Linked DNA regions of Homo sapiens: region 1 is linked to region 2. Evidence: read pairs that join two places in POLR2A ChIA-PET (ENCODE). Cell type or tissue: GM12878. All regions are shown on one strand. Links, peaks and the distances in the headings refer to the core of each region. The heading gives the core; the rest is flanking DNA.

Region 1 (8,325 bases), core at 36-8,035, 240 kb after region 2:
TGTGCATTCCTGCCTCCAAGTTCCATGCAATGCCCTGTGTCTTTATAAGACATTCCTCCCTCTCTGAGGTTAGCTCCAGTGGGTTTCTGTTGCTTGCCAATCAGAGAACCCTGACGTAACTGTAAGTCTGGGCCTTGGGGAGAAGGAGGGTGCGTGAGGGCGTGGGGTTGATACTCACAGAAATCGCTATGCCTGCGCTGGCGGTGGTAGGTGGAAGAGGAACTCCGCTGCCCTTTGCTGTGGCTGGTGCCTTTGCTGGAACTTGTTCCGTTGGTGGTGTCGCTGGGCGCCCGCACCCGTGCCAGGGCCAGCCCTGGGGCGCCCCGGTCCCCACCCTCCTGCGAGAGGATGACAGATGAGGCTCTTCTGCACCCCAAGTCCCTCCACCCAGGCATCACGCGTCCCCAAGGGCCCCTGGCGCCCCCTGACCTCAGTCTTCCTGCCCAGCAGGAGGTAGGTGGCGGTCACTTCGTTGTACTTCTGGCTGGTCAAGGACTCTTTGATTTCTTCCCGTGTGTAGCCCATACCCACCATCACCTCTGGGAGGGGGGGATGGAGAGAAGTTTCAGACTCCCAGAAACTTTAACTTCCATCCATTTCTCTTTTTTTTTGAGACAGGGTGTCACTCTGTCACCCAGGCTGGAGTGCAGTGGCACGGTCACAGCTCACTGCAGCCTCGGCCTCCCCAGGCTCTGCTGATCCTCCCACCTCAGTTTTTGTATTTTCAGTAGAGACAGGGTTTTGCTATGTTGTCCAGGCTGGTTTGAAACTCCTGGGCACAAGCAATCCACCCACCTGGGCCTCCCAAAGTGCTGGGATTACAGGCATAAGCCACTGCACCTGGCCCACTTCCACTCATTTCTGTGTCATTCACTGGTGTCTGCTCTTTGACCTGTCCAGTACCCATCCTCCCTTCCCAACAGCACATTGATTTCCTTTGAAAGAACATTCTTTCCGCTCAGATCACGTGGATGGCTCCCCTGCTCCAACCCTAAGGCAGGCGGATAACCCAGGTCTGGCTAATTAGTGTGTTCTACACCCAAAGCCACACTGACTGCTTCATTGAAGGCATGTGACCCAGATCTGCTTGCCTCCTGGAGAGCAGCCTGGGAAAAAGCTACCACAGAAAACATTCCCAACAACTGTCTCTGAGCACCTGGATACAACTGTGCCTGAAGGCTGCATACTCTATTCATTTTAGTTATGTGGCAGAATAAATCATCACTATTAGGTTAAACCATACAAAATTGGTGGTACTGACAATTTTAAACCAAAAAAATGGCAATTTCATATGGTTCAACTTTTTGTTGTGTTCAACCTACTAATATAATTAGGTTGATACAAAAGTAATTCCGGTTTTTGCCATTTAATGGTAAAAACCGTAATTATTGTTATTTTAGATGGAATTTTGCTTGTCGCCCAGGGTGGAGTACAGTGGTGCAATCTCAGCTCACTGCAACCTCTGCCTCCTGGATTCAAGCAATTCTCGTGCCTCAGCCTCCAGAGGAGCTGGGATTACGGGTGCCTGCCACCACACTCATCTAATTTTTGTATTCTTAGTAGAGACGAGGTTTCATCATGTTGGCCAGGCTGGTCTCGAACTCCTGACCTCAGGTGATCTGTCAGCCTCAGCCTCCCAAAGTGCTCAGATTATAGGCGTGAGCCACTGTGCCTGACCTTTTTTTCTTTTTTTGAGACACGGTCTCACCCTGTCGCCTGGAGTGCAGTGGCATGATCATAGCTCACTGTAGCCTCAAATTGTTGGGCTCAAGGGATCCTCCTACCTCAGCTTGCTGAGTAGCTGAGACTACAGGTGCACACAACCACAACTGGCTAATTTTTTATTTTTATTTTTTTGTACAGACAGGGTCTCCCTATGTTGGCCAGGCTGGTCTCCAACTCCTGGGCTCAAGTGATTCTTCTACCTCGACCTCCCAAAGTGCTGGGATTACCAGCATGAACCACCTCGCCTGGTCTCTCTTTATGTCTTAATATCAAAGCGAACATGGGCCGGGTACAGTGGCTCACACCTGTGATCCTGGCAATTTGGGAAGCTGAGGCAGGCAGATCACCTGAGGTCAGGAGTTTGAGACCAGCATGGCCAACATGGCAAAACCCTGTCTCTACTAAAAATAACAAAAATTAGCCGGGCATGGCGGCAGGCGCCTGTGGTCCCAGCTACTTGGGAGGCTGAGGCACAAGAATCTCTTGATTCTGGGAGGCGGAGGTTGCAGTGAGCCGAGATTGCACCACTGCACTCCATCCTGGGTGACAGGATGGCTCTCCCTGACCCTCACCAATTCTCTTGGTGTCCCCGAAGTCCTCCTCGGGCTCTGTGTATGGCTTCAACTCCTCACCCTCATAGCCGATGTTGATCCATTTGTCTTTCATGATTTGCTGCAGGCATCAGGAGCAGGGAAGGGGGAAGACAGGTGTCAGAAGGAACCAGAAATCATACAGCTTCTGCCCTGCCCCAAACCTCCGAGGCCTAACACCCAGAATTGCGGGCTTCCTAAGAGATAGCGCCTCCTGGGCCTCTCTCTCCCCCACGTCCCCTGCCGGAGCCTCCTGATGCCACCCTCCCTCCTCCGCATCATCTGGGTCCCTGGCACCCTGTAATCATCCTAGGAGCTCATTAGCTAATTACTGGCAAGGCAGGGAGTGGGTGAGCCTGTCGGGGGGGTGGCGTCAGGACAGGCCTGGGAGCTTTTCCCTGGACGGCCTGTCTACCCCCACTCACCAGCAGCAGATCTTCGGTGGGCACAGGAGAGGAAAAGTGTGTCAAGAAGGCTTTTGTGGGTGGGGGCAGGCAGAGTTTAGGGGAGTCAGGAGACTAGAAGGGCTCCCGCTGGCTGTGAGGCTGGGCTCACCTCGAGAGTACAGCGTTTAGCTGGGTTCAGCACCAAAAATCTCCGCAGGATGCTCTCACAGTCTGTTGACATGTAGAAAGGGACCCGGTACTTCCCTCTGAGTACTCGCTCCCGCAGCTCCTGCAGGGATGGGGTTACTGGAGGAGGGGGTCTGCCCCGCCCCCCACCTATTACACACACACACACACACACACACACACACACACACACACACACACAACCTTTGTCCCAACCCCTTTGATAGAAGTGACAGAAGCTCTGAGTCCCAGTCCTTGACGAGGTAAGCAAAACCCCATTCCTTTCTCCTGACCTCAGTTCCCTGTCCATAAAATGGGAACATCATATGGACGCTGCAATTTAAAAAAAAAAATTCTTGGCCAGGCGTAGAGGCCAAGACCGGAGGATCGCTTGAGCCCAGGAGTTCAAGAACAGCCTGGGCAACACAGGGAGACCTCATCTCTACAAAAAATAAAAAATGACCTGAGCATGGTGGTGCACACCTGTAATCCAAACACGTTGGGAGGCCGAGGGAGGAGGATAGCTTGAACCCAGGAGTTCAAGACCAGCCTGAACAACCAGCCTGTCTCTACAAAAAAAAAAAAAAAAAAATTTAAGCTACATAACTTTTCATTCAGAGGAAAACTTGCAGAGAAAGTTTATTATCTGGCCAGGCACGGTGGCTCACACCTGTAATCCCAGCACTTTGGGAGGCCGAGACAGGCAGATCGCCTGAGGTCAGGAGTTCGAGACCAGCCTGGCTAACATGGTGAAACCCCATCTCCACTAAAAATACAAAAATTAGCTGGGTGTGGTGGTGGCTGCCTGTAGTCCTAGCTACTTGGGAGGCTGAGGCACGAGAATCACTTAAACTCTTAGGAGGTGGAGGTTGCAGTGAGTTGAGATCACGCCACTGCACTCCAGCCTGGGTGACAGGGCGAGATTCTGTCTCAGAAAAAAAAGGAAGTTTATTCTCTAAGTCAGGTAAGAGGGAGGTAGGTAAGTGAGTCAGCCACTGGGGCCTCGGTCTCCTTATCCGTGAAAGGGATTACAGGACCCACTTCACATGCTTGCTACCAGGGTACAGGTGAGTTAATATCCGTAAAAATGTGGCTGGGCGCGGTGGCTCACGCCTGTAATTCCAGCACTTTGGGAGGGTGAGGCAGGCAGATCGCCTGAGGTCAGGAGATCGAAACCAGCCAGGCCAACATGGCGAAACCCCATCTCTACTAAAAAAAAAAAAAATACAAAAATTAGCTGGGTGTGGTAGCAGACCCCTGTAATCCCAGCTACGCGGGAGGCTGAGGCAGGAGAATCACTTGAACCCAGGAGGCGGAGGTTGCAGTGAGCCGAGACTGCGCCACTGCACTCCAGCCTGGGCGGCAGAGCAAGACTCCATCTCAAAAAAAAAAAAAAAAAAAAATCTGTAAAATGCTTACCACATGCCTGGCCCAGAGCCAGAGAGCGGTATGTAAATATGAGATTCACTCAAGGGGAAGGAGACCCTACTGCCTCTCCTGCCTTCTCGTCTCTCCCCTCCCCCAGCCATGCCTGCTGTCCAAAGAGACACACTCCTCAAGGCCATTCATGGATTTATCTGCTGGCTTTCTCTTTAAGGGCCTTTTATGAGAGGCCCTACCAAAGCTGTGAAAAATAAGATAAATCCATAGCTTGGCAGACCAGGGGGAGCTCTTTCCATCTGAATAAAAAACCGCAATAGGCCAGGCGTGGTGGCTTATGTCTATAATCCCAGCACTTCGGGAGGCCAAGGTGGGAAGACCGCTTGAGCCCGTGAGTTTGAGACCAGCCTGGGCAACACAGCGAGACTCTGTCTCTACAAAAAATACAAAAATTAGCCAGGTGTGGTGGCACATGCCTGTGGTCCCAGCTACTCAGGAGGCTGAAGCAGGAGGATTGCTTGAGCCCGGGAGGTTGAGGCTGCAGTGAGCTGTGACTGCACCACTGCCCTCCAGCCTGGGTGACTGAGACCTTGTCTCAAAAAACAAACAGACAACAAAAAAAACGAAGGGAGGCAGAAAACAGGTAGGAATGAATTGAGCGTTGGGGGTGAACAGGACTCCTTTAGGACAGAGTCCTCTGCTGCAGCATTCTCCTAAAAGGGCTGAAAGATGCCCATGCCTGGGGAGCCTCTGCAGATCATAAAGGGCTATTAATATTTAATTTGGATCACTTTCAGGACACTTACCCCTTAGCAGGCAGTGTTCTAAGTGCTTTATGCATATTACATCCATTTTCACAACGCCGCGAAGCCCGGTTATAACGCCCACTTTCCAGACGAGGAGGTTGAGGCCTGGAGGGGTTTGGTCACTTGCCCCAGGATTGCACAGCCAGAAAGTGGCAGAGCCTTGGCTCTGGAGCCTGTGCTGTGTGACCACCATGCCACACTGCCTATCACGTGATGGGGGAGAAGAAACCATCAGGCCACCACTGCCACCTCCAGCGCAGCTCCCAAGCATGATGCTGTGGCCAGATGCCAAGCTCCAGTGAAGGGCTTAACATATGCAGACGGGCTGCAAGCAGATGCTTTTTTTTTTTTTAAAGAGACAGGCTCTTGTTCTGTCACCGAAGCTGGAGTGCAGTGGCGTGATCATAGTTCGCTGTAGCCTGGAACTCCTGGGCTCAAGCAATTCTCCCACCTCAGCATCCCAAGTAGCTGGGACTACAGGCATGCACCACAATGCCAGGCTAATTTAAAAAATATTTTTTGTAGAGATGTGGTCTTGAAATGTTGCCCAGGCTGGTGTCAAACTCTTTTTATTTTTTTGAGATGGAGTCTTGCTCTGTCGTCCAGGCTGGAGTGCAGGGGCGCAATCTCGGCTCACTGGAGCCTCTGCCTCCCAGGTTCAAGTGATTCTCCTGGATCAGTCTCCCAAGTAGCTGGGACTACAGGCACGTGCCGCCACGCCTGGCTACTTTTTGTATTTTTAGTAGAGACGGGGTTTCACCATGTTGGCCAGGCTGGTCTCAAACTCTTGACCTCCAGTGATCTGCCCGCCTCGGCCACCCAAGGTGCTGGGATTACAGGCATGAGCCACGACACCTGTCCTGAATACTCTTAGTGTCTTCATCTTACAGGTGGGGAAACTGAGGTTCAGAAAAGGACATGTCCAAGGTCACTCAGAAAGGAAATGACAGAGCTAGAACCTGCCTCTTCTCAGCTGTGTGCCTCCTTTGCACAGCAAGGCCTGGGGTGCCTGGTGGGGACACCAGGATGGCAGAAAGTGACAAGGACCTGGGGCAGGTAAGACACTGGCCTGGCCCTTCAAAAAGGTCTCTTAGCTTCATGCTTGAGGCTCAGAAAAATTATTCTGTGACAACACCTCCCCACCCCAGACTTCAGCTATGGCCGGAGTGTCAGAGCCTGTTTTGTTTGTTTGTTTTGTTTTGTTTTTTTGAGACAGAGTCTTGCTCTGTCATCCAGGCTGGAGTGCAGTGGTGTGATCTCGGCTCACTACAACCTCTGCCTCCCTGGTTCAAGCAATTCTCCTGTCTCAGCCTCCCGAGTAGCAGGGATTACAGGCGCATGCCACCAGGCACAGCTAATTTTTGTGTTTTTGGTAGAGACGGGGTTTTACCATGTTGGCCAGGCTGGTCTTGAACTCCTGACCTCAGGTGAACTGCCCACCTCAGCCTCCCAAAGTGCTGAGATTACAGGCCTGAGCCACCGTGCCCGGCCAGAAGGCTGTCTTGAATGAGCACTTTGCATCCCTGATCTCAGCCAGTCCTTAAAAATCACTGCCACAAGGTTGGTATCATCTTTTTTGTTTGTTTGTTTTGAGATGGAGTCTCGCTCTGTTGCCCAGGCTGGAGTACAGTGGCGAGATCTCCGCTCACTCCAAGCTCCACCTCCCAGGTTCATGCCATTCTCCTGCCTCAGCCACCCGAGTGGCTGGGACTACAGGCGCCTGCCACCACGCCCGGCTAATTTTTTGTATTTTTAGAAGAGACGGGGTTTCAGTGTGTTAGCCAGGATGGTCTCGCTCTCCTGACCTCGTGATCCGCCCGCCTCGGCCTCCCAAAGTGCTGGGATTACAGGCGTGAGCCACCACGCCCGGCCCACAGGGTTGGTACCTTTATGATCTTCATTGAACAGCAGGTGAGACTGAGGCTTAGAGGGGTTGGCTATTTGGCCAAGGCCACTGTGAAGAAGGGACTCCCTCCTCTTCATCACTCAGGGTTCCGCTTTGATGGTCTGTCCTCTGCAAGTATTTCCCTGACTTTACAATTTCATATCACAGTACGTGCTCCTCACGGGCAACGCAGAGCAGGACAGAGCGTCCCAGCTGCAGAATTCCTGCCCCAATGCACCCCCGATTCCAATCGAGAGGAAACACCAGGCAACCCAAATTGAGGGACGTTCTGCAAAATTAACTGGCCTGAACTAATCGATAATGTCAATGTCATGAAAGACAAAAGAGAGGCTGAGAACTGTTCCGGATGAAAGGAGACACAAGAGATGGCGCAGCTAAATGCAACGCAGGGACCCGAGTGGATCCCCGACTGGGAAAAAAAAATAGCTGCCAAAGATATTCCTGGGATGATGGATGAAATCTGAGTATGGGCCATGGCGTAGAGGCCAGGATTATACCACTGCTGTATTTCCTGTATGTCACCGTCAACAGGAAAACGCCCCTGGTCTCAGGAGATAACCCGCTCTCGCCTTTAGGGATAAAAGGACACAGCGTCTGCAACTAACTGTCAAATGCGCCATCAATGCCGATGAGGGCAGCAAAGATCATGTGCAAATACAGACAGATAGAGCAAATGTGGACACAGGCCAGCGATTGTGAAGCTCCTGAAACATACCATGTGTTATTTGCTCTACTGTTGCAACTTTTCCGTAGATTGGCAATCGTTCAAAATAAAAAGTTCAAAGGGGGAAAAAAAAAAAGCAAGCAACAACTCAGCCCACACCTCCCATCCCCTTACAGTATTCCCCCCAGCATAGCACAGGCCAGCATCTGATATCATATCTAGTTTGCTTATTGTTTTGTTAGCTGCCTGGCCCCAGTAGGAATGTTAGTCTGGGAAGACAGGAACTGTTTTGTTTGAAGCGAAGTGCACAATTCGATGGCTTTTAGTATATGCACGGAGTTGCACAATCATTACTACATTCAATTTTATTTATTTATTTTTTGAGACAGAGTCTCGCTCTGTCGCCCAGGCTGGAGTGCAGTGGCACAATCTTGACTCACTGCAACCTCTGCCTCCCAGGTTCAAGCGATTCTCCTGCCTCAGCCTCTCCAGTAGCTGGGATTACAGGTGCCTGCCACCACACCCGGTTAATTTTTGTATTTTTAGTAAAGACAGGGTTTCACCATGTTGGCCAGGCTGGTCTCGAACTCCTGACCTCAGGTGATCTGCCTGCCTCGGCCTCCCAAAGTGCTGGGAATATAGGTGTGAGCCATCAGGCCGGCCACTACATTGAATTTTAGAA
Region 2 (8,325 bases), core at 176-8,175:
GTGAGAATGTGGAGTCTCAGTCCGCCCAGCCCACCTGCACCAGAGCCTGCACTTTAACCAGATCCCCAGGTGATTCATGTGCACGTTAAGGTTTAAGAAATAGCAACTGGGCTGGGCGCGTGACTCGCGCCTGTAATCTCAGCACTCTGGGAGGCCGAGGCGAGTGGATCACCTGAGGTCAGGAGTTCGAGACCAGCCTGGCCAACACTGCGAAACCCCGTCTCTACTAAAACTACAAAAATTAGACAGGCATGTTGGTGCACACCTATAGTTCCATCTACTCAGGAGGCTGAGGCAGAATTGCTTAAACTCAGGAGGCGGAGGTTGCAGTGAACTGAGATCACACCACTGCACTCCAGCCTGAGAGACAGAGTGAGACTCCATATTAAAAAAAAAAAAAAAAAAAAAAAAAAAAGGCCGGGCGCAGTGGCTCACGCCTGTAATCCCAGCACTTTCGGAGGCCGAGGCGGGCGGATCACGAGGTCAGGAGATCGAGACCATCCTGGCTAACACGGTGAAATCCCGTCTCTACTAAAAATACAAAAAATTAGCTGGATGTGGTGGCGGGTGCCTGTAGTCCCAGCTACTCGGGAGGCTGAGGCAGGAGAATGGCATTTACCCGGGAGGCAGAGCTTGCAGCGAGCGGAGATCGCGCCACTGCACTCCAACCTGGGGACAGAGCGAGACTCCGTCTCCAAAAAAAAAAAAAAAAAGCAACTGGGCTGGGTGTAGTGGCTCATGCCTGTAATCCCAGCACTTTAGGAGGCTGAAGTGGGAGGATCACTTGAGCCCAGGAGTTCAAGACCAGCCTGTAGACCATCTCCACAAAAAGTAAAAAAAAAAAAAAAATTTGAAATGATCCAGGTGGCCAGACATGGTGGCTCACACTTATAATCCCAGCACTTTGGGAGGCAGAGGCAGGTGGATCACTTGAGGCCAGGAGTTTGAAACCAGCCTGGCCAATATGGTGAAACCCCTTCTCTACTAAAATACAAGGGCCGGGCATGGTGTCTCATGCCTGTAATCCCAGCACTCTGGGAGGCCTAGGCGGGCGGATCACAAGGTCAGGAGATAGAGACCATCCTGGCTAACACGGTGAAACCTTGTCTCTACTAAAGATACAAAAAATTACCCGGGTGTGGTGGCTCACGCCTATAGTCCCAGCTACTCGGGAGGCTAGGGCAGGAGAATCGCTTGAACCCGGGAGGCGGAGGTTGCAGTGAGGCAATATCGTGCCACTGCACTCCAGCCTGGGCAACAGAGTGAGACTCTGTCTCAAAAAAATAAAAATAAAAACAAAATACAAAAAAATAGCTTGGGCATGGTGGCACATGCCTGTAATCCCAGCTACTCAGGAGGCTGAGGCACGAGAATCACGCGAACCCGGGAGGTGGAGGTTGCAGTGAGCTGAGGTTGCACCACTGCACTCCAGCCTGGGTGACAGAGCAAGACTCTGTCTCAAAAAACAAAACAAAAAAAGAGCCAAGTATGGTGGTGCACACCTGTATTCCCAGCTACTTAGGAGGCTGAGGCAAGAGGATCACTTGAGCCCAGGAGGTGAAGGCTGCAGAGAGCCATGATTGTGCCAGTGCACACCAGCCTGGGCAACAGAGCGAGATCCTGTTTCTGGGGCAGGACCTACCTATGTCTTGATCTGGGAGGTGGTTTCCCGGGAGTGTGCCTGTGTAAAGTTCATGGAGTACTGATCCCTGAGTAATCGTGCATTTTTTTTGTGTTTGTTTTCTTTCTGAGACGGAATCTTGCTCTGTCGCCAGGCTGAAGTGCAGTGGCCTGATCTCGGCTCACTGCAACCTCTATCTCCTGGGTTCAAACACTTCTCGTCCCTCAGCATCCCGAATAGCTGGGATTACAGGCGCGCACCACCACGCCCAGCTAATTTTTGAATTTTAATAGAGACGCAATTTCACCATGTTGGGCACGGTGAAACTCCTGACCTCAGGTAATCCGTGTGCCTCGGCCTCCCAAAGTGCTGAGATTACAGGCATGAGCCACGGCGCCGGGCCAATGGTGCATTTTACACATAGGTGCACACGGTCACACTGGAATGCACAAAATGCTAGTGATAATTTTCCATGATAACAATGAATTCGCTCTATTTTACCGACGAGTAAACCAAGTCCCAGCAGGGTAAAGCGGCAGCCCCAGGCCACACAGCCGCATTCACTGGTCCCCTTTGCCCGCCGCCATTTCTGACCTTCCAACGCCTCTAGGGCACTGGCCATGCCGGCGGCAAACTGGGCCGCATCCTCCTTGCTGCCGAAGTTGAGGCCCCAGACCTGGCGAGCGTCGCGCCACTGATGGAAGTTGGGGGTGGCCTGGTTATACTTGACACCCCGGACGATGGCACAGTTGATGACCACCTGGTGGGAGGGGAAAGGGGGGTGAGGGGCGGCGGGCGCAGGGGTGGGGCGGGTAGGGGTTCAGCCCACAGAGGGGGCCGGCGGGAAGCTGCACCTGCTGGTCGGGCTGCATCTTCCGGCCCACGACGCGAAAGGAATTGGCCGTGGGGTTGTGGTAGATCTGGACGCGGCTGAAGGCCTGGGGACCCGTGCCAGCAGGGAGCCATCGCTTGTTGCCATCATCATAAAGCATCACAGTGGCCCGGCTGGAACAGATGACCGTCTCGCTGCAGGCGGGAGGAAAAGGGAGAGGGGCCGGTCACCTTCTTATCTGGGTCTCTCCTGGGAGATTCCAAGGGACAAAGACAGTGTGTGGAAGGAAGAGAGTGACACAGAGGGAGGCAGGAGCCACGTGGACAGAAGGAGACGGGGGAGACAGATCAGGAGAGAAAATCAGATCAGGAGAGACAGGCAAACACACAAACGAGATGCAAGAGACAGACGCAGAGAGAGGTGGGAAAGGGAGAGTCGGGTTGACAAAGAGGAGAGACAGACTGAAGGCAGACAGACAGATGAACAGATGGGGGAGGGGTGGGGAAAAAGGATGGGCAGACAGGGGACCTGGAGGAAGAGGCAGACACAGAAAGAGATAAAGATGGTCTTGGCGTGGTGTCTCACACCTGTAATCCCAGCACTTTGGAGGTTGAGGCAGGAGGATCACTTGAGCCCAAGCATTTCAGAGCAGCCTGGGCAACATAGTGAGACCCCATCTCTAATAATAATAATTATTATTATTATTTTTATTTTTGTTTTTGAGACAGAGTCTTGCTCTCTGTCACCCAGGTTGGAATGTGGCCTCGACCTCCTGAGCTCAAGCGATCCTCCCACTTCAGCCTCCCAAGTAGCTGGGACTACAAGCATGCACCACCACACCCGACTAATCTTTTTTTTTTTTTTTTTTTTTTTGAGACAGAGTCTTACTCTGTCACCCGGGCTGTCCTCGGCTCACCGCAACCTCTGCCTCCCAGGTTCAAGCCATTCTCCGCCTCAGCCTCCTGAGTAGCTGGAATCACAGGCATGCACCACCAAGCCCAGCTAATTTTTTGTATTTTTAGTAGAGACGAGGTTTCACCATGTTGGCCAGACTGGTCTCGAACTCCTGGGCTCAAGTGATCCATTTGCCTCAGCCCCACAAAGTGCTGGGATTACAGGGGTGAGCCACCACACCCAGTCCACAAAAAAACTTTTTTAATGAAAAATAAAAAACACAACACAACAAAACTAATAAGAAGGAAAAGATAAAGATGGAGAGACAGGCTGAGGGGTGTAAGAGGCCGAGGCCAATGCCAGTGGGGGGATGCGGGTTAGCAGAGCAGAGGGCAGGAGGGAAGACAGAGGGGCCAGAAGGAGGCCAAGAGCCCAGAGCTGCACTAGGGACCAGCCCCTGCCTGACCTCAGTTTCCCTATCTCTACGCACCCCCCTCCACCACTGCCTGCTCAGGAAGAAGCTGAGGCTTGGGAGGGGAAGTGTGAGGCCTGCAGCAGGTTGGGGACCCATCCCAGACCTCTGAGCTCTTCCTCCAAAGGGACTTCCCGCTGCCCACCCCTCGCCTGGCTCCCCAGGGCACTAGCGGCCATTCCCCAGATACTCCCTGCTCTGTGTCTGGCCTATATTGGGTGGGGCTGGGGATGAAGACACAGCAGTGACCCAGACAGCTCCGGCACCACCCTCCTGGGGCTCACAGTCCAGTGTGGGAGACACAGCTGTCCCCAGACGGTACCAACCCAGGTTTAGGACCAAGGAGCCCAGGGTCTGGGGGTACCCTGAAGGAACGCCTGCCCCAGCCTGGAGAGTCAGGCAGGACTTCCTGGAAAAGGCAACGTCTGACTTAGCCTGGGTGGGAGGTGTCAGTAAACTGGTGCAGAGTTCAGGAGCTGATATCCCCAGACCTGGGTTCAAATCCCCACTGAGCCACCTACTTCATGTGACTCAGGCACATGACCTTCCCACTCAAGACCTCTTCTTGCCTGTGAACTGGGAAAATGACAGTCCCCACCTCCAGGGCAGTGGGGGAGGGGCACATGAATCTGGGCACCTAAAGGGCTTGGTACAGCCGGGTGTGGTGGCTCACGCCTGTAATTACAGCATGTTGGGAAGCTGAGGTGAATGGATCGCTTGAGCTCAGGTGTTCGAGACCAGCCTGGGCAACATGGTGAAATCCCGTCTCTACAAAAACGTACAAAGATTAGCTGGGCGTGGTGGTGTGCACCTGTAGTCTGAGCTACTCAGGAGGCTGACGCAGGAGAATCGCTTGAACCCAGGAGGTGGAGGCCGCAGTGAGCTGAGATCACGCCATTGCACTCCAGCCTGGGCGACAGAGTGAAACTCTGTTTCAAAAAAAAGAAAAAAAGCTAAGTGCTTGGTACAGCGTCCAGCACACGCCGAGAGCTCAGTAACTGTCAACATCCCTCTCATGGGCACCACTGGGGCCCGGGACAGCTACAACCCTCGGGACCCTCCCACCAGCCCCTCTGGGAGGTTCAATCCCCTCTCCCCCAGTGAGGAAACTCAGGCCTAGACAGGAACTCAAACAGGAAGTGACTTGCCCAAGGTCACACAGGGGAAGGGGAAGCACTGGTCTCCTCCCCACCCCACCCACACCAGGCTTTTTCCTGAAATGGGGAAGTTGGTGGTCAGAGGTTTCCGGGGACAGAAATTAGACACCCCCCGCAAAGCCTCTGTCTCTAGGAGGGCTGGGGGCTGGGTGTGACACTGATGCTGGGAAGTCAGGGCAGGGAAAGTCCCTAGGCAGACTCAGCTGTGGGTAGGGACCTGGGGTAGGGACCCTCAAATTTACCTAATTGTGCCATCTCCCTCTTACTAGGCATTTCAGGTGGATCAGGGGCCTTAAGCCCCTCCCCCAAAGTCACTCATTTTATTCTCACTGCAGCTTATCCAGAGAGCCACTCATTCTAATTTTGCAGGTGAGGACTAGAGGCCCAGAGAGGTTGAGTGACTTGCCCACAGTCACACAGCTACTGAGGAATAGAGTGAAGATGTGAATTCAGGCTTCCAAGCCTTAACCACCGGGAACTGTGTGGGCCCCACCCAAACACCAGGTGCCCTTTCCAGACAAACACAGCCTCGGGGGCTGTTTCTGGCTCCTGCTGCCCCTGGCAAGGCAGGGTTAAGGCCTCGGCCTCACCCACACCTGCCACCCACACCCAGGGCCGACTCTGGCCAGGAGCCCGGGGCTGCTGCTGCCCCGCCCTGGCTGCACTTTGCTCTCCCAGGCAGCCCTGCCCTACTGAGGCTCTGGACTGGCCGGAGAACAGGGCGCCTGCTGGGTGACCAAGGGGTGGTCTTGCCCCTCTCCAGGGAACACTATACCCATTGTAACAGAAGGATCCTGTTAAAACACGAGGTGGGGCGGGGAACGGTGGCTCATGCCTGTAATCCCAGCACTTTGAGAGGCCGAGGCGGGAGGATTGCTTTAGTCCAGAAGTTCAAGACCAGCCTGGGCAACACAGTGAGACCCCCCATCTCTAAAAAACAAAACAAACTAACAAAAACCTACAAGGTGGGATGTCTCTTCTTCTTCTTGAAGGCTCCAGGCTCCTACGGAATCAATGCCAAGTTCTCTCCAGGGCCTCCGTGATCTGTGTGTCCTCAGATCTCATTTCTTCCCGCTCCACTGTCCCTTGGGGACTCTGTTCCAGACCCTAGACCTCCTACCCCCATGCTGCTCTTCCCGCAGGCCAGACACATTCCTGCCTCGGGCCTGTGTGCTGCTTCTTCCTCAGGCCTAGCCTCTCCCCACTTTCAGGTCTCTCCTTAGATGTCACCCCTTCCAAGAAGCCGTCCCTCACTCCCTTAGCTGGAAACGCTTCTCTCCTTTTCATCCCCTGCTGCACATTTCATAGCAGTGACCCCTGCCCAACACAATATTTGTCTGTCTCCGCTGCCAAAAAGGCAGAAATTTGTGTCCCAGTTGTTCACTGCTGTGTCCCCAGAACCTAGAATGGCGTCCAACACATAGTAGGGACTCAATAGTTACGAAACATCTGTAAAAAAAGGCAAACTTTGGCCAGGGGAGGTGGCTCACGCCTGTAATCCCAGCACTTTGGGAGGCTGAGGCAGGAGGATCACTTGAGCCCAAGAGTTTGAGATTGGCTTGGGAAGGCTGGGTGTGGTGGCTTATGCCTGTAATCCCAGAACTTTGGGAGGCCAAAGCAGGTGGATCTCTTGAGGTCAAGAGTTCGACACCAGCCTGGCCAACATGGTGAAACCCTATGCCTACTAAAAATACAAAAATTAGCCAGGCATGGTGGCTCATGCCTGTAATCCCAGCTACCCAGGAGGCTGAGGCAGGGGAATCACTGAACCCAGGAGGCAGTTGCAGTGAGCCGATCTCAGACCACTGCACTCCAGTCTGGGAGACAGAGCGAGACTCTGTCTCAAAAAAAAAAAAAAAAAAAAAGGAGAGAGACTAGCTTGGGCAAGATGGTGACCTCCGTCTGTACAAAAAACTTTAAAATTAGCTGGGTGTGGTGGCGCTTGCCTGTAGTCCCAGCTACTCAGGAGGGTGAGGCAGGAGGATCACTTGAGTCCAAGAGGATGAGGCTGCAGTGAGCCTTGTTCAGGTCACTTGCACTCCAGCCTGGGCAACAGAGCAAGACTCCCTCACAGAGCAAGACTCCCTCACAAAAAAAGGCAAACTTTTACCTAGGACACCTAACATTTCTCAGTCAGCCTGGGTCCCAGACACTCTTCTTGGTGCTTGACACCAATTTCCCTGCTGCATGACTCTACAACCTCATGGGATAGGCTCTGACGCTCACCCTTTTGACAAGGGGGAATTGCAGGCACAGAGGAGTGAAGGCACTTGCCCCAGATCACACAGCAAGTAAGCAGAGGGGCTCATAGTTGAAACGAAGTTCCCACAAGTTCTTAACTTCATTTAAAGATGAAGAAGCAGAGCTAAATTGAAATTTTTAAAAGCCAAAGTACAAGGTAGTGTTGATCAGAGGCTTTACAAAACCAAAAAAAAGGTCGGGTGCGGTGGCTCATGCCTGTAATCCCAGCACTTTGGGAGGCCAAGGCAGGCGGATCACAAGGTCAGGAGTTTGAGACCAGTCTGGGCAACATAGCGAAACCCCGTCTCTACTAAAAATACAAAAAATTAGCCAGGCGTGGTGGCGGGCGCCTGTAATCCCAGCTACTTGGGAGGCTGAGGCAGGAGAATCACGTGAACCCAGGAGGCGGAGGTTGCAGTGAGCCAAGATCACGCCACTGCACCCCAGCCTGGGGGACAGAGCAAGACTCCGTCTCAAAAACAAAAACAAACAAACAAAAAAGGTAGGCTAGGCGCAGTGGCTCAAGCCTGTAATCCCAGCACTTTGGGAGGCCGAAGCAGGCGGACCTCTTGATGTCAGGAGTTTGAGACCAGCCTGACCAACATGGTGAAACCCTGTCTCTACTAAAAATAGAAAAATTTGCTGGGCGTGGTGGCGCGTGCCTGTAATTCCAGCTACTCAGGAGGTGAGGCAGGAGAATTGCTTGAACCTGGGAGGTGGAGGTTGCAGTGAGCTGAGATCGCGCCACTGCACTCCAGCCTGGGCGACAGAGCAAGACTCCATCTCAAAAAAAAAAACAGTGAGGAGCATATATAAATATATCTGCACTCAGAGTGGTGATATATGCAGAGACTGTTTCCCAAGACACTAACTGTGGCTGCCTCCATTGAGGGGAACTCAGGAACTGGGGAGGGAAGAAACAAATATTTTGTACCATTTATCTTTTGAGACAGAGTCTCTCACTCTGCACCCAGGCTGGCAGTGGTGTAATCTCAGCTTACTGCAGCCTCCACCTCCCAGGTTCAAGCAATTCTCCTGCCTCAGCCTCCCAGCCTCCACTTCCCGAGTTCAAGCGATTCTCCTGCCTCAGCCTTCTGAGTGTCCGGGA

Evidence for each region. ChIA-PET counts read pairs that join two places held together with the same protein. Peaks named below come from ENCODE experiments on the same cell type or tissue, not always from the same donor. Only the 100,000 strongest peaks of a DNase experiment are listed, where the experiment ranks them.
Region 1: POLR2A ChIA-PET joins it to region 2 with 6 read pairs; 2 of 35 experiments call an interaction of 5 or more read pairs at or near these places.

Annotation. Positions count from the first base shown.
Region 1 is chr19:45,272,588-45,280,912 of GRCh38, reverse strand. It overlaps MARK4 (microtubule affinity regulating kinase 4), which reads right to left. Exons shown (of 17, transcript NM_001199867.2): 9 at 2,871-2,990; 10 at 2,298-2,397; 11 at 430-539; 12 at 179-338. Among named protein-coding and RNA genes, the nearest start is that of MARK4, 25 kb to the right of the region's middle. In GM12878, for the core only: no CTCF peak of the experiment used is centred there; no DNase peak of the experiment used is centred there.
Region 2 is chr19:45,511,985-45,520,309 of GRCh38, reverse strand. It overlaps VASP (vasodilator stimulated phosphoprotein), which reads right to left. Exons shown (of 13, transcript NM_003370.4): 2 at 2,476-2,647; 3 at 2,216-2,381. Among named protein-coding and RNA genes, the nearest start is that of VASP, 8.7 kb to the right of the region's middle. In GM12878, for the core only: no CTCF peak of the experiment used is centred there; a DNase peak (open chromatin) is centred at 5,029; H3K4me3 peaks cover 3,264 bases; H3K27ac peaks cover 3,891 bases.